Regions from separate parts of the Mus musculus genome. Here regions 2 and 3 are each linked to region 1. Evidence: chromatin loops called from intact Hi-C (ENCODE). Cell type or tissue: gastrocnemius. All regions are shown on one strand. Region 1 has its middle 12 kb from the start of 2310015D24Rik. Region 2 overlaps Parn (poly(A)-specific ribonuclease (deadenylation nuclease)). Region 3 holds the start of Pla2g10 (phospholipase A2, group X).

What was found. A loop is a pair of places that touch in the nucleus more often than their neighbours do. Peaks named below come from ENCODE experiments on the same cell type or tissue, not always from the same donor. Only the 100,000 strongest peaks of a DNase experiment are listed, where the experiment ranks them.
Region 2: it touches region 1 in a loop (11-fold over the local background); 14 of 42 quality-filtered maps call a loop at or near these places.
Region 3: a loop joins it to region 1, with 3 times the contacts of the local background. A loop is called at or near these places in 15 of 42 quality-filtered maps.

What each region holds. Positions count from the first base shown.
Region 1 is chr16:13,529,365-13,537,364 of GRCm38, forward strand. It overlaps the pseudogene Gm25276. Among named protein-coding and RNA genes, the nearest start is that of 2310015D24Rik, 12 kb to the left of the region's middle. In gastrocnemius, CTCF peaks have their summits at 2,142 (motif pointing left) and 3,663 (motif pointing right); a DNase peak (open chromatin) is centred at 3,703; H3K27ac peaks cover 1,125 bases.
Region 2 is chr16:13,624,988-13,632,987 of GRCm38, forward strand. It overlaps Parn (poly(A)-specific ribonuclease (deadenylation nuclease)), which reads right to left. Exons shown (of 24, transcript NM_028761.3): 14 at 6,543-6,586; 15 at 4,596-4,638; 16 at 3,387-3,462; 17 at 1,127-1,237; 18 at 522-591. Among named protein-coding and RNA genes, the nearest start is that of Parn, 39 kb to the right of the region's middle. In gastrocnemius, a CTCF peak has its summit at 3,565 (motif pointing left); a DNase peak (open chromatin) is centred at 3,562.
Region 3 is chr16:13,729,317-13,737,316 of GRCm38, forward strand. Pla2g10 (phospholipase A2, group X) reads right to left here and starts at 1,168. Exons shown (of 4, transcript NM_011987.4): 1 at 1,041-1,168. The coding sequence starts at 1,095. Pla2g10os (phospholipase A2, group X, opposite strand) reads left to right here and starts at 520. Exons shown (of 3, transcript NR_040574.1): 1 at 520-603. In gastrocnemius, a CTCF peak has its summit at 4,665 (motif pointing left); DNase peaks (open chromatin) are centred at 1,725 and 4,654.

The sequences.
Region 1 (8,000 bases):
TTGTGAGTTTCACATCACGCACCCTAATCCCACTCATCTCCCCTTTCCCTCATACCCACCCTTCACCCTTACAACCTCTTTTACAACAGAGGGGAAATCTCGTGGAAGCTATTGTGTGTCCCAGTGTGTCCCACAGTATAGCCCTTTATTGCAATGACTTGTTGGTCTGGTACAAGGCCTCTGGCTTCTGGTAGTCTCTTGATACTGGAACCTCACAGGGACTCCACTCAGAAATCCTGCAGTTTCCCTGTGTCATGGAGATCCTGTAGTTTTGGATCTGTAGAACCCGCCCCTTCATGCACTCCAGCAGTTCACTGGTGGGGTAGATGTTGGGATGGGCCAATTCAAAGCCCTGGATTTGGGCCTGAGAGGTGTCTGAGCTGGTCAGCTGACCAGTTCTCCCACTCTCACATTCTTCGGGCTGGCTCACCAGGAGCCCCCAAACCAGGGCCAGCTGTACTCTGTGGCCCAGGCAAGGTGCAGGGCCCACTCTCCTGAGTGTCACAGCTGGTGAGGGACAGGGTCACTCTCATGACCCTGGGGAGAGCTGTAGTGTGTCACAGTGTGTCCCACAGTATACCCCTTTGTCCACATTTCTTTATTTGCAAATGTTTATTTCAATGACTTGTTGGTCTGGTACCAGGCCTCTGGTTTCACACTACACTCTCATGACTCTCGTGGGAGACCTGGCAATGGATAAGGGAGAGGAGGGGGTGTCTCCCCTTTGCACCACCAGCCAGCAGACAAGAGGCAGGGCTGCTTCTCCTGTGCTCCTGCCCTCAGGCCTGCTCACTCCACATCCAAGGCCAGCTCTACTATGCTGCCCAGGTAAGGTGCAAGGGCTACTTTTCCTGAGTGCTGGAGCAGGTGAGGGGTGGAACCAGCTCTTCTTGTAGGTGGCAAGGGACGAGGTGGGGCAGGGCATCTCTCCCTCGCCCACACTGCTTCTGAGCAGACAAGTTATGGGGTCAGCTCTCTCATGCTCACACCCTCAGGCTGATTCACCTGTGTCCCTGCCATCAGGTTCAACTCTACTGTGCTGGCCAGGGGAGGTGCAGGGACAGCCCTCTTGTCTGCCATAGGTGACAGGGGATAAAGGGGTGGGCAGCTCTCCTTCACCCATGTCACTGCACAGCAGACAAGTGGCTGGGCTAGCTCTCCCATGGTCACACCCTCAGGGGCTGCCTTGTCCACACCCCAACCACCAGGGTCAGCTCTACTCTGCTGCACAGGAGAGGTGCAGGACCTGTTCTCCTGAGCACTGCAGTCTGTGAGCAGCAGGGATAGCTCTACTTTCTCATGACCCCAGGGCCAGGACTCCAGTGCTGGTATGAGTCAGGAGGAGGTAAGGTAGATCTCCCTCACCTACATCCCTGCAAGAGAGATGAGTGGTAGGGCCAGCTCTCCCAGGCTCTTATCCTTGGGGCCAGCACACTGGAAACTCTGACAGTGTGTAGGGCTTGCTCTCCTGAGCACTGCAGCTAGCTAGGAGCAGGGCTAACTCTCCCATGATGCCCACATGAGGGGTGGGGCCAGTTCTGCACAGACCTCAGACATCCACATGTTGGGTTGCAGCTCAGATCAGGGATGTCCGCCTGGCCTTTGGTGGTAACAGATCCCTGCTGCTGCAGGGCCACAGCCCCACGGTTCCAGGTGGCATCACCAGCTACTCACATCAGGCTGCTCTTCACTACCCCCGATCTCCAGGTCTGCCTTTCTTCATGTGCCCACATCCTTCTGCTTCTCTTTCTCTTCCACTTCTCCATCACTTACTTGCTCCTCTGAATGGTGCACAGAATCTCTGAGTGTCTGGGGTCATCTCAGGAGTGGTTTCAAGAGTGCTGTGCTCCACTCATTCATTATGGTGCCAGGCAGGGGGTCATCTTGGGCATGGTGTGTGCCATTAGGCCTGCTTAGTGAGTCTAGTGGTTGTCTCGGCACACTCCTCACCAGGCCCACCCAAGTGACCCATGAAAGGGTCATCTACTCCCGCCCAGGGCCTGTGGTCCCAGGTGAGATTCTTAGTCCCTGGCTTGTTTCTGTGGTCTCGGGATTACTCAGGGTGTATAGGCTACCAGTCATTCAGATGTTCACAGGTCAGAACACTAAGCTTAGGCACAGCCTCTCTGCCCCCTACTGACACACATGTGACACAGCAGCCACACCTGCAATGCCTCTAAGGACAGGTACTATGTTACCTTTTAGCAGCAGCAAAAAGGCTCAATGCCAGGTCCTGAAGAAGCCCAGGACGAATGGCTACGGTGCCCACATAACATGCATAAGTGCATGCTGGTCACCCTGGGCTTCCTGTGCATGGGCACTGAGCAAGTCTTTACTTACATACCCAGGCTGGCTTGTGTGGCTGTGGCTGAGCTTGATCTAGGGTTCCCTTGGTTCTCATTAAAAAAAATCAACATGAGCCGGGCGTGGTGGTGCACGCCTTTAACCCCAGCACTTGGGAGGCAGAGGCAGGCGGATTTCTGAGTTCAAGGCCAGCCTGGTCTACAAAATGAGTTCCAGGACAGCCAGGGCTCTACAGAGAAACCCTGTCTCGAAAAAACAAAACAAACAAACAAACAAACAAACAAAATCAATATGAAGACTCCTCCCTCCCCCAACCCTTGCACGCATGTGTGTGTTTGGGGGGGGGGGTACAAGGGGACAGACAATCTTGGTGTTAGTTCTTGCTTTCTACCTTGTTGGAGTCAGGGTCTCTGAATGTTCACTCCCTTGTATGCTAGGTTAGATGGCATGAGCTTCCAGGGATTCTCCAGCCTTTGCCTCTCAGCTTACTGTTGCTGTTCGGGGTTGATACTATATCCAGCTGCAGGTGGGAATGGGGATTCAAACTTAGGTCCTCCCCACTGAGCCATCGCCCAGCCCAGTAGCCTCTGATTTTATCAAACACAGCTTAAAAGCCCCCCATCATTAACAAAGTACTCTTTCTTGTTGTTCCTTTCTTCTTTGACAAGAATTATCCTAAATAAAACATCCTTTTGAAAACCTTTAAATTTGTTGTTATTACTATTATTTAGTGTGTGTGTGTGTGTGTGTGTGTGTGTGCGCGTGCGCGCTCACGCCAAGGAGCACATGTGAAGGTCAGAGGGCAACTCTGTGGAGCTAGGTCTCGCTTCCACACTTTTATATGAGTTTCAGGGATCAAACTCAGGTGGTCAGAGCTGCCATTCATTCATTCATTCATTCATTCATTCATTCTTCTGTCCAGTTACTCATTTGTGTGAGGCAGTCTCACTGTGCGGCTATCTCAGCACCACACATGGCAAACATGTCCATTCAACAAAAACAAAACCCTGTGTAGCTGAAAGCACAGCACTCACCAGAGAGCCAGCATCAAGTGCTTCTCAAGTTCATGTGTCTAGCTTGATAGACACAGCCAAGCAGCTGATGGAAAGCTGAGCTCACGCTAGCAAACACCAGACAACTTGGAGGGGAAGTGACTCCCAGCTAGCAGGAACAGGAAACAGCTTTCTGCTATTTTATTCCCCATTCCCAACAAAATTATGACACACCAGGGCATTCTGCATTACTGTAAAAAAATGACTGAAGTAATGACATTAAAAAGTATTCCTTTGTATTTTATGTTTACTGGTGTTTTGCTTGCATGCATGTTTGCACACCATGTTCATACACTGCCCATAGAGGCCAGAAGAGGGCATCAGATCCCCTGGAATTAAAGACAGTGTGAGCTGCCATTTGGATGCTGGAAATTAAACAAACCTGGGTCCTCTGGAAGAATAGGCAGTGCTCTTAACCTCTGAGCCACCTCTCCAGCCCTCCATGGAATCTGTCATGAGATTGAAAACCCAAGTCATTCACAGATATTAAACTGTTTCAAAGTATCAGTGATTCCCAGGTTGGGACAGATGGCTCAGCCTGGCCTCTGTGTAGCCAAGTGTTACAGCCTGATCCCTCCCAAGATCAAGGTTAGTGCAAAGACATTGCAGGTGAGAAGGGCACGTGCAGGGCACCCAGACTTGGCCACTTAGCAATACGAACAGCAGCTTCTGAAATGCACACCCAGCACCCACACTGATTCCCCACTAAAGTACCAAAGCCTCTACTGATGGTGCTACAAGGACAAGACATCCCTATGGAGGAAGGGAGCAAGATCCAGCCTCACCAGACACTAAAGTTACCCTGAGGCGAATGGTACACTTAGACATGACTGCGCCCATGTCTCCAGAAGGAAATACTAAAGGGCAGTTTTACCACTTTAGAGTGTCTTAGGGTACAGGGTAAGAATCTATCCATCAAAATTAAAATAAGACCAAGGTAATGAATGGCCCAGTGGGTTCAGTACTCGGTGCACAAGAGTGAGGACCAGAGGCAGGTGTGGTGGCACATCTGTCTGTAATCCCAGTGTTGACAGGGCAAATCCTGGGGATCATTGGTCAGTCTGCTTAACCCAAATCATGAGCTCTAGGCTCAGTGACAGACCCTGTCTCAAATAAGACGATAGAGGAAGATTCTTGAAGTCAACCTCTGAGTTGAAGTCAACATGTACGTTTGCAAAGAGGAGCACACACCTTTTTTTTTTTTTTAAAGGGGAGCTGCAAGCCATACATTGGGATGAAACAACTGCAGAACATCTGATGAAGAAAAGATACTGTGAGTACGTACCTCACATTAGGCATCTGAGAAAAGGCTGACGTGGTCATTGCATGCAGTGCACCCCTACCCAGAGGCTAAGTCAAAGACCAATTCCAGGAAATGTTGGCAAATAAAGGAAGTCCTGGGACTTCCCAGGTTTTTTGTAATGACATAAATACACTGAGGAGATGGCTCAGGAGACAACACACTTGCCACAGAAGCTACAAGAATGTGAGTTTATATCTTTAGCACCCACACAAATGCTGGCTGGCATGTATGTGGTGGCCAGCCTGTAATACCAGAACTCAAGAGCTGGGGAAGAAAGCTGGGGCAAGCTGGCCAAACAGACTAACCAAACTGGTGAGTTCTGGGTTCAACAAGACACCCTGCCTCAGCGAATGAGTCGGGAGCAGTTGAGGAAACTACAGGACACTGATCTCTGGCCTCCCTTACCTGCTTGTAAGTGTACTTGCACTGAACACATACATGCCCACTCAGGCAAATGCATCCACACACGCACATATGCAACAAACAAACAAATGACACAGCCACATTGGAGAAAGACCTGACAGCTTCTTAGAAGACATGCACAACTAACCTGAGCCCTTCTTGGGCCATGCCTGACCCTTGCTACTTATTCCCCCAGTTAAAAATTTTGCTCTTTGAAAAGAAAAATCAATGACTTAAGCAAAAATATTTATACAAATTTTAGTTACAAAAGTCTGCAACTGGAAATAATGTACATGTTTATGGGTCATGAACAAACTGTTAGAATAGACATGCTCAGAAAGAAACAAGAGGCTAGGGTAGCTCAGTGGTGAGGTGCCTGCCTAACGTCACAGGGCCCTGCATTACATGCTGTAGTGGTTTGAATAGGTTTGGCCCAATAGGTTCATGTGTCTTTATGCTTGGTCCATAGAAAGTGGCACTATTAGGATATATGGCCTTGTTAAATAGTTGTGGCCTTGATGGAGGAAGTGTGTCACTATAGGACAGGCTTTGAGATCTCATATATAAAATAAGCTCAAGCTCTGCCCAGTGTGACAGTCTCCTCCTGGCTGCCTTCAGATCAAGATGTAGAACTCTCAGCTCCTCCAGCACCAAGTCTGCCTGGATGCTGCCATGTTTCCTGCCAGAATGAAAATGCACTGAACCTCTGAAATTATAAGTCAGCCCCAATTAAATGCTGTCCATTTTGAGAGTTGCCATAGTCATGGTATCTCTTCACAGCAATGAAACCCTAAGATACATGCATAGCACCTAAATGAATGGGTGAATAATAAAGAAATGCTGCATGCACAACATAGATAAAGCCCAACGACATTATGCTGAGAGAAACAAGACTCATCTCTCTTGTTTTTCAGCTCTAGGGATGGAACTCCGAACTCAAACATGTTATTCAAGCACTCTGCCATATAGCTACATCCTCACCCCAATCTTATACCATCTTGGGTATAGACTTTCTCATTCAGCTTTCATAAAATCCAAGAGATTAATCTGTGGAGAGAAACAAAACAAAACAAAACAGTCCTGGGTGCCGCTGAGGTTAGGAGTGGAACTGGGGTTGGCTGAGCGGGGCCAGAGGAACAAGTCTGGGGCAGTAGCATTGGTTACTGATTCAATGGTACCTTAAAGAGTATTTTACTCAAGGTATGATTCTCCCAGGTCCCTAGATATAGACAACTACTAACTGGCTAAGACCCAGAGTATGTAAGGGCAGGGTGTGTTGCTGTCCTTCTGAGGAGGAGAGCAGCATCTCTGGCCTGGTGATGCCTAACACTGCCACTGAGCCATGCCCATCACCTGACCAAGGGAACACCTAGATGGGCTCACCATAAGCCATGCTAATGAGAGGTAAAAATCAATGTTCTTCTAATGAGATATTGTATTTTTCCTCTCCAGATGCCCATGCCCACAGTACGGTCTGGCTGAGCCAGCCTGCCTTTCTGAGGCTCGAGGTAAAAAGGCCCAGCATTCCCTTTCCTGCGTCCGTGAGAAGCTGGCCAGAACCTAGCACTTTTACTGACCCTTCGGACCTCTTCCCTTTCCCGGCCTCCTCACCAAACGCTGCCTGTCAACTGGCCGTCAGACCTGATGCAGCTCAAATAGCACGTGTCGTCTCCTCCTCTTAGTCTCCTTTCGGGAGGCTGCTGCAACGGCCAGCCTGCCCTGGGATATTTTGAACCTAAAAGGGGAATCCCAATTTCTCCTCTACCATCCTCCCAAATTCCTGTATGTGAATGTTTACAACTGAGAAATTCATCAAAAACTAAGATGACTGGATGATGAGTGGCTGAGTGAGTAGATGGATGGGTGGGAGGGTGGTAGAGCGGTGGATGGATGGACAGATGGAAATAAGACAAACATACTAAGAAAGCAACCACATACAGTTCAAATGGTGAATAAATGGAGATTCCTGAACACCACTTTAGTAATTTTCCTGAGATGTTAGTAGGGGCAGTGAACAAAGATAAACAAACACGGACAAAGCTGGGATGTTTAATTTCCACTACAAGACAACGTGCGGGGGAAAGCCACAGCATTCCATTCCCACACCTGTCTGAGGGCTTGGTGAGAGTCCTCAGGAAACCCACAAACCACACCCACACTCAGGGTGCCTCTGGTCAGAGGCGTTAGGAAGCCAGAAGCCTATCCCGCGGCTTTCTGGATGCATCCACATGACCTGGTGAATAGTCCAGGCAAGGTGTGAGGAGGGGAACACAACCTCCTAACCCACAACAATCTCTGTGTACCTGTGAGCGGTTTTGGTATCTTAGCTGTCTTTATGCTCATGACTACTCTGTGAGGCAGGGATATTGTTCTCATTTTATGGAAGAGAAGGCTGGGACTCAGAGTGCGAAAGAACTGTGCCCGGGAATACACAGCTGGAACTGGGATGCAAACAGAGTTGCACGCGGCCTGGAGCACATGTTCTTCTGACAAAGTACAGCTCACCTCCAACAAAACTGCTCTCGGCCACGGCAGGCTCTCTTCCAGTCTTCTGGTAATGAGCAATATATATATTTATATAGTGTGTGTGTCTTTGGGTACAATGCAGACATTCATCACCTTCAGATAAAGAAGCTGTCCCCTTCTCATGTGACATCTACATTTATACAGGGCTAGGGGTTGCTACAAGCACACGAGGACACACGTCAAGCCATGTGCATGTACACAGACATTCCAGCTCATGGTGTTTACTGAGTATGTACACAGACATGCCACTCTTCCCATTTTCTTTCTTTTTTCTTTTTTTTTGGAGGCAGGGTTTCTCTGTGTAGCCCTGGCTGTCCTGGAAATCACTTTGTAGACCAGGCTGGCCTCGAACTCAGAAACCCGCCTGCCTCTGCCTCCCAAGTGCTGGGATTAAAGACATGTGCCACCACTGC
Region 2 (8,000 bases), 96 kb after region 1:
TTAAGACTTCTTCAGAAATCGCAAGTACAAGATTTTCCCTCGTTAGATGAAATAGACAGGAGAACACTAGCATGCATGAGACCATGGTTTAATCCCCTGCACACCACAAAAGGAAAACGAGGCAAACAGAGAACCAATGAGCATGCAATTACAAGCGTGGCTTCTTAGCTCAGCATCCTATTTATCTAACATCTCCTTAGAAATAACATGTAATCAGTTAATAAGGCAAATACGAATAAATAATAATGTCATGTGTAAAGTTTGATAGGAAGTGGATTTAACTAAAACACAAGCATCCCTTGAAGGTAATTTAAATGCCAAAACCACTATCTTTTATTTTTGGAAAAGATCTATGCCATCAGAAATACTTTCTTTCCAAAAAGTCAACTTCTACTTTCAAAAAACATCTGAGAACTAAAGATGAGAAATATTTAATTAAAATATACCCTGGATCCCTGTCCCCCAAGATATGGGTCTTATCCACAGTGTGAGAATCAGGCTGCAACCCTCTGCTTACTTACTTGTTAAAAAAGGGTTCAATGAGCTTTGATCTGGCAGACACACACATTTTTGGAGGACTGAGTAAAGAACCTAGAGAAGAGAAGCAGGATATTACACACAGTACATGGTCAACGTGCAGAAGCTCAGACATGGTGAGTTACACTCAGAGAGGTAATGGTACTCTTGAAGGTCCACACATCTTACAACAGGCAGCAGGCAGCTGTCCCTTCCTGAGTGTCCCCACCTCAAGTCTTCTAGCTCCCCTCTCATCACCCTCCTGCTTCTATAAGGACGGCCAGACCCTAGGACCACAGTGGTGATGCAGATTGCCATCCCTTCCCCACTTCCAGATGGAAGCCACATCCCAAACAATGATAACCTTAAATGCGCTATCTGGGGGTCAAATAGGGTAACTGGTTCCTTCACGAGAAACACAGGTGCTTCCTCCCTCAAGCACTCTACAGTGTGAGGATATGTAAACGACAACTGTTAGAAAGCTGGTGTCCAGGTGTGGGCACCTCAATCCCAGGATTCCAAGTCTCCTGCACCAGGAGAAACACGGATGGATCTGTTATCTAAGCCGCCTCTATTCACTCTATTTGACAGAAACATGTATCTCAGGTACCTAAGTAATTTGCCATGGAGATGAAGCAGAGCCCTGTGATGTAGGCATCGTACCCCGCCTCATGAAGCTGCTCAGAAGCTGTGTCGTAGCTTGGAAAGCCTTCTGCACTTTCTAAAGAGGAAACAAAGGAACGATCAATTTCTCCCAGAGCACTGCAGAATATGAAGCATGATGTCTGGCCAAATCCATACTGCATGCAGTCTTGTGTATTGTATGTGGCCTGAAGACACAAAGAAATCTGTCTTATTGCTCAGTTCTATTCTTAGAATATGAGATAACAAAATCCCTAAAAATGGGAATTGCAGTTCAGACAAAAAAAAAAAAAAAAAGGCCTCAGTTTCCTTACCAAGATTCAGCTGTAGGCCTCCACAGCCACACCGACTGGAGCCATTTGCAATCTTATGTTTCCCATCCTGTGACAAGTCCTCCTTGCTACTCTTACCATACATGTAGGACAAAGCAGAGACTAAGCAGAACTTCAAGCTGGGCACGGTGGCCACACCTAAAATTGATGTACGTGGGAAGCTGAGGCAAAGAACCACAGCAAGTTTGAGACCAGCTTAGGCTAAATAGTGAGTTCTAGTCCAACCTCGGCTACAAAGTAAGACTCTGTAGGCAAAGTAAATAACAAACCAGAGGCGCTGAGAGGTCATGCGATGACCGTCAATCCCTCCCTCCGTCACTCACACAAATGTGACCCTTGGACAAAGCACTGCACCCCTCAGCCCCCCAGTTGTCTAAAAATGAGATGATAATCCACCTCCCCTCGTAAGGCTTTGGGGGAGGGCAGCAAATGGCAGGGTCCTGGAACATGCCACATGCTCATGACCATCCTCCACCAGTGTCCCAAATAGTCCCAGAAAACAACAAGTCCAGCCAGATGCAGCAGGCCCCCGGCTGGTGCAAACCTAGCAATTTATACAGACCAAATAGATCAGAGCTTGCTGTAATGCTGCCCTTAGTCCATGGGGCCACTGTACTACAAAACCATTCATAAGTTGGTTCTTAGTCACACATACAAGTGCTGAATGAATGTGAGAATAATCTGCTTTTCAGTAAGTTCTGTGCCAAAGAAATATGAAAATAATAGGACAGAATACAGCTCTTACTCATAAGTAATTATTTCCTAAAATCAAGTGGGAAATGAGTGTTTTTTAACACTGTCGAGCCAGGTATGGTGGTGCACACCTTTAATCCCAGCCCTCGGGAGGCAGAGGCAGGCAGATTTCTGAGTTCGAGGCCAGCCTTGTCTACAAAGTGAGTTCCAGGACAGCCAGGGCTATACAGAGGAACCCTGTCTCAAAAAGCACCCCCCGCCCCCCCAAAAAAGGCCAGTGTCTCGTCAGAAGCAAGAGCGGAAACTAGTGATGGAATGGCTGGAATCATTTATGCTTTTTTATGTAAGAATTCTTTAATTTCCTTACATACCAAATATTGGGCTTGACACTTGCTAAGAAAGAAAGCCTTTTAACAATGTAGTGCTTAAGTAAGACCCTAGACACCACCTGCTGAAGATCATTATTCCCCAGATCAATTATCCCATTACACAGTTACACACAGGGTATTGGTTTCCCTCCCTCTACCCAGTTCACATCGTAATTGGATTCTTGGACTATTACCCAGAAGGGAAGCAATGCTACCCTACTACCTGCATCACCAACTTCTGGACCATTAGTGCTGTGATCAGTGTCTTTGACCACAGCCCATAGAATGCTAACTGCAGGTCAGCAACTCAATGTGGGTAACAGGACGGAGGACACAGTGCCTCAACACAGGCTTTCCTCAGTGACATTGTTTAGCTCAGAGGACACAGGTATGCTCTCATCTAGGCAGCACGCCTAGTTCTTAGGTTTTCTGAGACCCAAAATGTATTTTCATTGCATCTCCAATGATCAGTCACTGACATACTGTCTATCTTCAAATAATGCACCAGATAAAAGGATACATCAAATTTTGGAAGAATTCTAAGCATTAGGAAATAAAAGCCTTAAAACTTTAATTGCCAAACATCACAGTAAATGGCTACCATAAAACTCTTAACATGATGTGGATATAGCTGGACATGGAACTAGAATACCATCATTATTCAGAAAGCAGCCATCTACCAAGGGCCTAGAAGTTAACCCAGCCAAAGTCCACAAATAACACATTACCATTTCCAAGACATTTCATATAACGTATTTGCATTTCCAAAGTTGAATATAACATATTAACATAGTAATTTCCAAAGTTTGATGGTTTTCGTGTTCAATATTCTTACCAACTTTGGGAGGGTCAAAAGGTGTCTCTTTCAACCGCTTTTCCAACTCTGCAAGGGATGTGTTGTTAATGATATCCTGCAAAGCAGTAAGCGGAGAATTAGGACATGTCATCTCAGCAAGAGACTAAGGAGAGCCAATTTAGGGTATCCACGTGGGAAATGCACGCCATACTGCCCTCTTGTGTCTCTTAAAAGAACAGAAGCCATTAGAACACATTTGTGAAAGGAACAAGTTCAAGGGTCACTACTCAAAGGTGATGAATGGAAAGACTTACAGGGTAAAACCTATAAACTCAGGCAGTGCTGGTGCTCACTTGTAATCCCAGCTACCTGGGAGGCTGAGGCAGCAGGAGGAGGAGTTTAAAGCCAACCTCATTACAAAAGCAAAATTTTGGGGATAAAACTGGCAGAGGGAAAAAAACTTCCATGTTGTTTGCTGAGGGGTTGGGGATGTCAGTACTTTGACAGGCACTGCAAAAAGGCTACAGGCAGTTCCATTGCTGGTAGAGACACAGAACTAGAAAGCACTGTCTTAACGTATTGTTCAGGAGGCTTCAGAAAGTCCTTGACAAGAATGTAAATAATTAACTAATTATCCTTATTAGAATATATGTCCAAATATGCAAAATAAGCAGGCAGGCAGAAAAAGGACAAACTGTCTGCAGGTATAAGCTATTGAATAACATACATGACAAGCTGCGCAGTGGTTGAGCACATCTTTAATTCCAGCACTTGGGAGGCAGACGCAGGTGGATCTCTGAATTCAAGGCCAGTCTGGTCTACAATGCAAATTCCAGGACAGCCAAGGCAGTTATACAGAGAAACCCTGTGTGTGTGTGTGTGTGTGTTGCAGGGTGGTGGTGGTGGGAAAAATAAAGATAACTTCACATTTTTATATTATTTCTGTTCTTTTCAAAATTCTCTCTTCTTCCTTTCTAATTTTTTAACGTGTCTGAAATCGCATTTAACTAGATCAGAATTCCAAAGCTATTTGTGGTCATACAAAAAATTTCAAAGAAAGCTGGACATGATGGCATACACTTGCACCAACCACATGGGAGGCAAAGGCAGGAGGGATCAGAAGTTCAAGGTTACTTCTATCAGCTACAGGGTGAGTTCAAGGCCTGCCTAGCATACCAAGAGTCTGTCTCAAACAAACAGAAATCTCAAATTATATCGTATGAGTGATAGTTCAGATTTAAATAATACCTTAAAAGGCTGTGTGCTGGCCATCAACTTAGTATCCAAGAGTCTGGAAACAAAATACATTTTAATAAGGTAAATAAAATATATATCAATATTGAAAATGTACTTTGTTAAAATATAAAATACTTAAAATGTTTCATAAATAAAACATATTCTTCACATATTAAATACTTTCATAAAACACATAGAAGTGGACAGATGAAACAAACACACTGGTCAGTGTGAACCGAGCGGCAATGTGGTTGATGAGCTGAGGACAGAGTCCCATCCTCTGGCTTCCTTCACTCACTGAAGTGTTGCATGCAGTCCATACTAAGCCAAAGGGACAGGTTCCGTACCTGTACCTGGAGGGAGGAGGCTAGCATCTATCTTGAAAGTGAGGCAGGCACTGCACATTTTACTGTTCTGTGGATCCACCCTTCCAGACTGCCACTGCCCACTGCCACCATCTGGTTTGCAGTCTGAACTCTTATGGAAGCCAAAGTCTGCATTGGGAAGTTTCCTGCTACCATTTCTTACAGTGGCAGCTAAGCTCCAGTGTCAACATGACTGGATTTGAAATCAACCATGAGCACACCTCTGTGTCAGTCTTTGAGGAAGTTTTCAGAGGCTTAACTGAGGAAGGAAGACCCACCTAGAACGCTGGCAGCACTACCACTGAGTGGGTAAAATAGCAGAGAAAGGCAGGTAAATCCTTTCTCTGCTTCCTGATCAGTTCTTGTGAGAAGTGCTCAACTCCAAAACCCCCACCCTTCCTTTCCCATCAAGACAGACTGTACCCTCACACCGATGCCAGCTGATTTTGTCAGGTAGTGCATCACAGCTATGAGAAAAGGAGACCACTTAACTACTCTACTACAGGGACCAGAAATACCAGGGAACAGAGTGACCATGGACAAATTCTCATAAATATAAACACTGTGGCCATAGTAGCAATAGCTATCCTAACTTGCCCTCCTTCAAAAGACATATTGTCTTACTGTTCAAGCTCCATGCATTTTACTTGCGGTTCCTCAGACATGTATGCATGGTGTAGTCAAACTAGCATGCAGTGCAATGCTGACTGTGGAAAACACTAATAGTGTTTAATCAAAGATAGAAGATGTGTGGGGCCAGAGAGCCATGGGATCAAAAAAGCAGGCCTGGAGCAAGAATGGGGACAATCGGCAGGAGTAGGATTGTTCTGTTCAGGCTCTAGGCCTGCAGGTCCTGGTGCACGTTGTCTTGTACCCTGACCCTTGCCTCCTCAGAGGAGCTCATGTAGGCAATGATCAGGTTAAACTTCCTCTCCCCTCATAAGGTCAAGTACAGCGCACCTAGAATTCTTCCTCATGCAAATGAGGCAACCTCAGCACTCCGGCCCCAGCCAATAATGTATACTTGCCACCATACCCCACAAAGGTTTAAATAGCCTCTGTTTCCCCTAATAAACGGAGCCAGTTCTCTGAAGCTGCTCCCAGGTGCATGTGTTCTTTACCCTGCACTCAGCACTAACCAAGATCCTATCTGTGCATCCCTGTCTTCCCTCCAGTATAGCTGAGTGCTCAATGAGCCTGGCTACCCAGAGTGGGAGAAGCAGACACAGAATGGGGACAGCCTCTATCTAGTTCTTAACTGAGGAAACAGCACTGTCAGCTGAGACACATCAACAATTAAATTGGTACATCCCACATGTGTGAATGGCCAGAACTATGACAGGACCCTTCACCAGTCCTTCAGACAGCTGAAGCAGGAGAGAAAAAGGGAGCTGTCACCTACTTTCCACTTTCACTCTGTTAGAATCCGATCTTTAAAGGCATGATCAAACTACCTGTAATTTAAACAGTCAACTATGGCAACGCTGGGGATGTCCCATCCATTAACTCGCCTCCCAGCTTGTCCACTTGACTAACTGCGCTGCATACGCCTCACTCAGTGTCTTAAACGTCAGGGCTCTTGAACAAGGCTTACCTGGGGAAGACACATATTGCCATCTCCTTAAACTCATTCAGGTCCTGAAAAGCAAGAAGATGACCTGTTACTGTTTTCCTAGCAGACCACAGTACTGCCAAAAACACAAGAGAGCATCTCCAGTTCTCAACTACTTCCTCAAATATTAACGCCTCACATGGGCCTCAAGCTAAATGGTAAGATCCACATGTAATTAAGAAATATCTCTTAGGAGCTAAAGAGATAACTCTGAAGTAAACAGTGTTGTTGCTCTTGCAGATGACCCAGGTTAGATTCCCAGCACCCACATGGTAGCTCGAAACCACCCATATCTAGTTCCAGGCCCCAAATGCCCTACTCTGACCTCCTGATCAATGAGAGCCACATGGGAAGAGAGAAGCGACTCCCACAGTTGTGCTTTGACCTCCACAGGCTCACCTTGGCAACACACAAAACACAAAGACAATACACAAAATTAAAAGTTTTAATGTAATGAAAATTAAATAATGAATTTAGGAATATCTCCCAGTTCTCACTCCCTGAGAACTATGTGGCCTGGATAAGTAATATCATAACCAAAAGAGTCTATGGCTGAACTAATGAGAAAGTGGTTCCATCACATGTAAAGTACTGCTGACCTAAATGACTGCACCCCAGGGAGTTCAGGGATGGCTGACAGGCTGTGCTCCACTTCACTTAGGTTAATAGTGGCAAAAAGTGGCATCACTACAGTTAGTGACTGATGTGGGACTGAACACACTGTAGAGCAGCTTAAACCTCTGAGCCTACCTCTGGTTGTTAGTTAAAATGGCCATTAAAACACAGACCTAGGACATGCGTGATTCCTGCCTAAGTACTCAGTAAATTGCTAATGTGGCACCAACTGCTGTGGGAAGATAGCTGATTACACTGTAAACTAAGATTGTGTCCTTTACTGGAAAAACTTGTTTCTAGTTGTGGTGTGGCTCAGCCCTTAGCACACACCTTAAACCCTCTTCCTAGAATATAGACACGCCCTTAGTACACACCTTTAATCCCAAACAAGGAAGGTAAAGTTAGTTTGTAGAAACACCCACCTTTGAAAGTGATATCTAACTGAGTAGCAGACAATGTGATGAATCAGAGAAAGATCTGACAGAATAGGATATGTCCAACTTTCAAGAGAAGAGACATAAGGGAAGCTACTTAAGGGGCAGTACAGAGAAAGGAGGCAGTTTTACCAGGACAGTTTTATAGAGAGACAGGTTGTAGAGAGAGGACAAACTAGATGCAGGGAAAGACAGATCAAGCCAAATAAGAAGGAGCCTGAAGAGTAAAAACAGATTGCCAGAATTAGTTTGAGGCCAAGCAGAGCAGTTCAGGAGAGGCCAGGAGAGAAGCCAGATTGAATCAGTCAGTTTGGAGAAGAGTCTGAGCCAAAACAGCTGAGTTGAACCAGCCAGCCAGAATTCAGAAAGCGCTAGAAAGGATTTACTCAGC
Region 3 (8,000 bases), 200 kb after region 1:
TTCAGCCTGCTCCCTGCTGCCTTACCCTGCCAATGGCCCATGCTGCTGCCTGTTTATTGGGGGTGCCCTTCTAGCTTGCTCTTCCAGAACAGATCTCTGACTCAAGTAGCTCTGGCACACGGAAAGGCTTCTAGGAAAGGTCTGTTGACCTCAGGAGCCACCAAGTCCAGGTGAGACACACCTAGCCTAACCACTCCCAACACCATACCCTGAAACCATCTGCAGAGCTCCCCCTACCCCACCCCCAGCCACTCTCTGCTTTTAGAGGCTAAGACTGCCCATGAAGGGCCCAGGTGAGGGACACACAGCAGCACTAAGTTTGGAACCAAAGAAAACACTCCCTTTATGCCAACATAGGTGGGGCAGGCCAGGCTGGGGTCTGTTTGCTCTGTCTACCTGTGGGCAACCTCCAATGGCAGTGCCAGGACCCACAGGGCATTGTAAAAGCTCAAGGTCTACGCCCATTGTGGGCCGTCCTAGGCATCCCTGAGCTGTGTGCTAGCCGGCCAAGTGCTGCTTGGAGCAACTGTGGCATCTGAGATGTTGGTCTGGGTGAGCCTGTCCAGGAGGAGAGAGGCTTCACACCTGCACCTCTGTACCCAGGTAAGGCCGGGGTTGGTTCTGTGCCTCTATGCTTTATTGTACTCTAGGATTAAAGAATCACCAAGAGGGGCCTTTCTAGAGTAGTAGGAGTGAGTGAGGAAAACCCCCTCTATAAGTGATAGCCAGTTCACATGACTCAGGATCAGAGGCTAGGAGCTTCAGGCTGCTGGAGAGGACCGCAGTAACTATGGGGTTCAGGAAGGGAGGACTCTGAGACCAACCCCTCTTCCCCTTCTGAGTTCCTGAGTGAAATGCCTAAGTGGAGGGCTCTGGAAGGAATCAAAGACATGACTCCTGGGTGTCTGGGAAGATGGATGTGTGGGCATCTGATGAAGGGACTGGGGATTTTAAGGCTTCAGGGTGCTGGAACTAGGTGTTGAGTTGGGGCGGTGAGGAAAAAATCCCAGGCAGGAGGAAGCCAGTCAGTCCTCACTTACCTTCGCTGAATCCGGGTCCAGGTCCCAGCAGCAACAGCAGCAGTAGCAGCAGCATTATTGCCCGTCACAGAGGTGGCCCACACATAGGAGAGTGACAGGTGTAGGACTGACCAGAAGGGCCAGTATACTCACCAATCCTGCCGACCCCCACCACCAGCCCCGCCCCCTACCTCACCTTCTTTCCGTGGGGCGGAGTCAAGCAGGAGTGGTCACCTGGAGCCTTGAGGAGTGACTGTCTCTGACTTCTGCAGATTAGTTCCAAAAAGTAATCCAGACACCAAATGGAATGCTGAGGCCAAAAGGGGATCAGGTTCGGGGATGCCTCCACAGAGTGTAAAGATGCTGCTGACGCTGCAGTTAAAATGCGGGGTGGGGGTGGGGGAGGGAGGGGGACGGTATGCTAATTTTCGCCGTGTTATTCTAATTTACTGTAACATTTTACAACGCGGGTAACTGCTCCTGTGGGGCAGTCACAATTAACACTCTACAATCTCCTCACTAATACCACCACAAAGCGAGAAACTGAGGTAGTCAAGGGTTGTCCCAAGTCAGGCAGCCATTTCTAATAAAAAGAGCTGGAGCCTTGGTGGTGGTGGACTAGAAAGCTAGGTCAGAAGAACGTGAGGAGTTCGGAACCAGCCTGGACTATACAATGAGGCAGACCTCGGAGAGGTGGGGGAGGGGCGCTTACGACACAAGGGCTGGAATGGAGCGAGCAGGATCGTGTGGGAGTTATCTATCCCGTGCAGTCTGCCTCAGGCTTCCCGTTTGTGGATGGTTATGGTTCTTCTGGGGAATGTGTGTAAGCAAGGAGGTGTACTCAACTGATGCCTACTTTTCATACTGAAAAGGCATGATAATTGGGACACATTATTGCTTTTTGCCCCTGAGACTAGCACTATTCAATTGGTCAATAATTTTTGTTGTTTAGATTTCATATCTGATCTGAGTGAAACCTTGGAACCACCCCCCCTCCATGGACAAATTCTAGTAAGGGTAAGAATGATCTCCAGAAAAAAAAAAAAAAAAATGACAAGGTGAATTGGGTTTCCCTGGCTTGAAGGTTCACAACACAGGTTGTACGCCTAGGACCCCAACCCATTCACTGTCATAGAGAGACACTGAGGGTCTGAGAACTGGGAAGCCAGAGGCATGGTGAGATGGCTTAGAGGGAACCACACAAGCCTAGAAACCTAAGTTTGATCCTAAAACCCATGTAAAGGGGGAAGGAGAGAACTGATTCTACACAGTTGTCCTTTGACCTCTGGACTTGTACTGTGCCCTCCCATGCATCATGTTCATATATACACACTAAAATAATTTTAAAATGTTAAGTATTAAAAGTAGGTGGTCCATGCCTTTAATCCCAACACTCAGGAGGCAGAGGCAAGTAGGTCTCTAAGTTTGAGGCCATTCTGGTCTAAATTGTGAGTTCCAGGACAGCCAGGACTACCACAGAGAGACCCTGTCTTAAAACAAACAAATGAACAAACAAACAAACCAAATGAGGAGGAGGAGGAGGAAGAGAAGAAGAAAGGAAGGAAAGAAAGAAGGAAGGAAGGGAAAGAGAGAGAAAGAAGAAAGAAAGAAGAAAGAAAGGGAGAGAGAAAGAAGGAAAGAGAGAAAGAAAAAAGAAAAAAGAAGAAAGAAAGAAAGAAAGAAAGAAAGAAAGAAAGAAAGAAAGAAAGAAAGAAAGAAAGAAAGAAAGGAAGGAAGGAAAAGAAAAGAGAAGAGGGGCCATGAGTAGAACTCATTCCACTTGGTACTCAATCTGTCTTGGTCCCTGCTATGATAATTCACAGGGACAAGTCTTCCTTCCTTTCCTGCTACCCAGTGGGTAATGCTCTTTCCATTGGAGTGTGCGTGCCTTCTACAGTCTCATGTCATGCTTCTTGTGTGGCCATCACTACTCTGCCTGGCCTTGGTCACCACTCAGTCAAACCTTTTTGATATAGGACAGATGAGATTTCAAATACTCCAAGTTTTTAGATTATAGAAAAAGTAAATGACAACCTGAGTGTTCAGCACCCTAAGAAAGGGCATGGCCTCCTGTGACCCCAACACTCAGAGCCACCTGTTCCAGGAGGGTCCCTGCAGATGACCATAGGGCATTGTTTTGAAATTGACGTCCTGGAAGATGCTTGGGTACTCTACTGACAGATGAAAAACAGAAGTTGAGAGTAGGGACAGGACTGCTCATGGTGGTACGTAGTTCCTCAAGACGCTTCATGCAGAGCACTCCGCTCTTGGAGCACCTCCCGTGGGAGTTCTTTCTCACCTTTCCTCAGTTTTGCTCTGTGAAAAAGACATTGACCTCTTGGAAGGCTGAGGTAGAAAGATTGTTGTGAGTTTGAGACCAGACTAGACTATATAGTGAGTTCTAAGCCAGCTTGAGCTACCGAGTAAAAGCATGTCTGAGAAAGCTAGGAGCCAGCAAGATGGCTCAGTGGCTAAGGGCACTTGCTACATTGCCTCGGGACCTGAATCTGATTCCAGGAAGTGTATGCTGAAAGTCGAGAGCCACCTCCCTTCACAGGCACATTAGCCACATTCCCCACCTCCATCAGCTAAATAAATGTTAGAAGAAGAATCAACTCAGGTAGGTCTACAGGCCCAGAGCTGCTTGGGAGGCTGAGGCAGAACGATGGCAAGTTCAAGGACAGTCCAAGGGAGGTCAAGCTCAAAGCTACTGAGTTAGCTCAAGGTCAGCCTGAGCAACTGACATCCTTCTTAAACCAGGGATAAGGGGGTTGAAGAAACAGAGAGCTGGAGATGCTGATCAGTGGATGTGCTTGCTGTTAAGTATGTTTGAGGCTGGAGGTCCAACACCCATTAGTGAGGGAAGAAAAGAAACTTGATTCAGTCCCTCTGCTATTCATTCACCGTGTCCCTAGCATGGACTGACCACCATGTCCTCAAGGGCAGGTCCTTTAATGGAACACAACAGAGGACCAGGTACAGTTTTGTCCCCAGAAGTCTCTACTGACTGTAGGGACAGGATGAAGACATAAGGGATGTGAAGATGGGAGCAGGACAATGACAGGATAGCAAAGGATTTTGGTTCCAGGGTATGAACCTCCATGTCTCAGACTGAATGATCTGTCATTTCCCAAAAGCAGAGCCTGGGCTGTAAAGTATATCCAGGGAGCAGAGAATGGAGCCAGAGGAAGGCAGAAATGCAAGAACAAGTTTCTGTGTCTGAGTGAGCAGAGCTCACACAAACAAGACCTTCTAGGGAATTCATCTAGAAATTGTATCCTAAGTGCCCATGCGGAGAACAAACGAAAGAAGCTCTAGGCTCCTGTCTCTGATTGGTTGAGGGTTGCCCCGTGGAAAATGCTGCAGAGGGTGAAGCTGATGAATCTAGTTATAGCCCTGGTGGTTAGATCCAGGACTGAAATCTGCTGAGATAGAACATGAGGTCAGGGACAGAAATCTTGCAATTCCTCTTCCTCGGGACTTAAAGAAAACTCTCCAAGCCACGTAAGAGATGAACTTTCCAGATACGTAGGAATGTGATGGGACCATGGAGCAAAGACACCAAAGGAAGAGAGACAGACTCAGCTAGGCAGAGGTCCTGCTGCCAATAGGAATTCCTGGAGCAGTGGTACAGGCCGCCCCCTGGTGGACGACCTAGGCCTAAAGATTCTTACCAGGCAGTATTTGATTTAGGTGTGGGCAAAAGGAAGAAACTTATTTTCTGATTATAAAGATTGCAAAGCTGGAGATATATATTTGAAGAGAACTATAGTATTGGAAAAAGAAACAAAGTGTGCACGTGTGCACACATACAAATGAGAGAGAGAGAGAGAGAGAGAGAGAGAGAGAGAGAGAGAGAGAGAGAATTAATGGAGAACACAAGCAAAACAGCTAAACCAGACGATGTGTGCCTGTGATCCCATCAGTCTGCAGGCTGAGGCTGGAAGAACACAAGTTCAGGTCTTGGGTACGTATTGAGTTAAGAGGCAGCCCGGGATGAGTACACACACACCAACCCCCCCCCCCCCCCAGTGTTTGGGTAGCTTGTATGCCTTATCATTAATAACACTGATCATTTCACCTAGCAGGCTGGAAGTTGGGTCACTTGACCAATGAAATGTGGTGAAAGGGACCTAGGTATCTCTTTAGCAGAAGCTTTTAGAGGTAGCAAGTGTCGGTGTCTATCATTCCTTCAGTCTCAGAACTGCTGGTCCCAGTGAAGGCTAAGCACTTAGTCTGTTGTAGTTATAAGGTATTGGAAAGAAATCTTTCCTGTTTGTTTTTCAACACAGTATTTCTTTGTGTAGTCCTGGAACTCACTCTATAGACAAGTAGACAAGGCTGCCTTTGAATTCACAGAAGTTCTCCTGCCTCCTAAATGTTGGGATTAAAGACACACACACCCGCACCAAAAAAACAAAAAACAAAAAACAAAAAAACCTTTTTAAAGTTAAAAAAATTAAATATGGGCTGGAGAGATGGCTCAGCGGTTAGGAGCCCTGACTGCTCTTCCAGAGGTCTTGAGTTCAATTCCCAGCAACCACATGGTGGCTCACAACCATCTGTAATGGAATTGAATGCCCTTTTCTGGTGTGTCTGAAAACAGCTACAATGTTTAGCATATAGCTAAAGTATATATAAGATAAATAAGTAATTCTTTGAAAAATTAATTATGCTTGTATGTATGTCTTTATATAGAATATAACCTTGTGAGTACAGGTGCCTATGGAAGCCAGAAGGATTGCTAGATCCCTGGAATGTGAGAAGTTCCAGGTGATACTGAACCTCCTAACCTTAGTTCTGGGAACCAAATTCTGATGTTCCACAGGATCAGCAACCTCTCTTACCCATTGAACCATCTCTCCAGCCTAAGAAATGAATGTGTACTGTTGTAAAGCTTTGGGAATTGGGCTTACATGTTACTGCACCTAAACCTAGTTCTTATCCTGAAGAACTAATGTTGTTAGAAGAACAACTTTACTTTGCTTACTATGGCCTTCCTGAAATCTTCAGAGAAGACTCAGGGTGAAGGCTTTCCCAAAAATAATCTTTTTTTTTTTTTTTTTTTTTTTTTTTTGGTTTTTCGAGACAGGGTTTCTCTGTGCAGCCCTGGCTGTCCTGGAACTCACTCTGTAGTCCAGGCTGGCCTCGAACTCAGAAATCCGCCTGCCTCTGCCTCCCAAGTGCTGGGATTAAAGGCATGCGCCACCACGCCCGGCTCCCAAAAATAATCTTGATTTATATTCCAAGTATAATCTGGGAGACTTTGGATAATTCATTCCCTTCCATGTGATTTGGTCATCACGAGTGTCAAATTCCTGCGGTAAGCTATAACTTCTGTAAAGAATTTTGCTCTGGAGCTGAGGATAAAATCCAGTGGTACCTTTACCTGCATTTCGTCATTATAAATAAGGGGAACACCCCTCCCTCTCTTTTTTCTCCCTTCTCTTTCTGCCACCACCGCCCCCCACCCCCAATAAACCTCTCACCCATGGAACTGTTTTGGTCTAGTGTGCTGTGTTCAGACATAAGCCGCTGTTTTAATACATCGTTTTGGCGCTGAAACCCAGGAATCAGCAGTAGCATCAACAGCTGCTATGGCACACACCACAGCAGGGGCCGCACAAGCAGTGAGATCACGGCCATGTGGACCATCACCTCTAACTCCTCTGCCTTTATTAAAGAGTTTCAATATATCACTCAATCTTACAGCTTGACTTTCCACGATGTACATATGATACTTACTGATAACTTACTTCCCGAGGAATGCAGGCGAGTTTGGGAGCAAGCAAGAACACGTGCAGACGAAATTCATCAAACAGAGCGGATGGGATCGGAGACAGTTCTAAAAGGCTGCCTTTCTAAGACCAGGACCCTCAATGGGACTATAACTCCACATGTGGTATTTTAGCCAGAGACAGGTTTATTACATGCCTTTTGGCAGGTCTTAGAAAGGCAGCCTTTTAAAAAAAGATTTTATTTATTTTATGTATACGAGTACACTGTAGCTGTCTTCAGACACACCAGAAGAAGTCCCAGTACAGATGGTTGTGAGCCACCATGTGGTTGCTGGGAGTTGAACTCAGAACCTCAGGAAGAGGAGTCAGTGCTCTTAACCGCTGAGCCATTTCTCCAATCCATGAAAGGCAGCCTTAAAGCCAGTAAATTTTGAAAAACTCCAAGAGGTTGTCCAGGACACGCAGGAAAATCCATCTCAATTTTTGGAATGCCTCACAAAGACTTTATTACAGCATACCAATATGGACCCTGAAAACCCAGAAGGTAAGCTACTTCTGATGACCTATTTCTCTTCCCAGAGCTACCCCGGCATAAGAGCTAAACTTAAAAAGCTAGAAAGGGGACCCCTAACTCCACAGGCAGAAGTTTTAGTGCTGGCCTTCAAAGTATACCATAAAAGAGATGAGAAAGTTTGCAAACAACAATACCATATGCTGGCACAGGCTATCCAACGAGCCCCAGTCACTGCCCTTGACTCCTGGTTTTCTAAGACCCAGAGACCACCAGGTACCTGCTACAAATGTGGTCAACAAGATCATTGAGCAAAAGCCTGCACTAACTTCCGCAAGCCAAGGGGGCCATGCCCTAGGTGCCATCAAGAGAGACATTGGGCTGTCGATTGCCCTCATGTTACACAGAACAGAGGGACATCACCCCCAAACAATCCTCTAACTGGTCTCCTAGGCTTGGCTATGGCCGACTGACAAGGCCTGAGCTCCCCTGACCCGACCACTGCCATCACTAGCAGGGAGCCCCAGGTAGATATTGTGGTGTGTGGGCAGCCCATCTCCTTCCTCTAAGACACTAGGGCCACTTACTCAGTCCTGACAGAGTTTTGGGGACCCACTTCTCGCTTTTCTGTTGTCAGGGTAGGAGGACAGTCTTACTTCCCTCACCAGACCCCATCACTTAGTTGTATTTTAAGGGGTGTACCTCTCACCCATTCTTTTTTTGGTAGTGCCA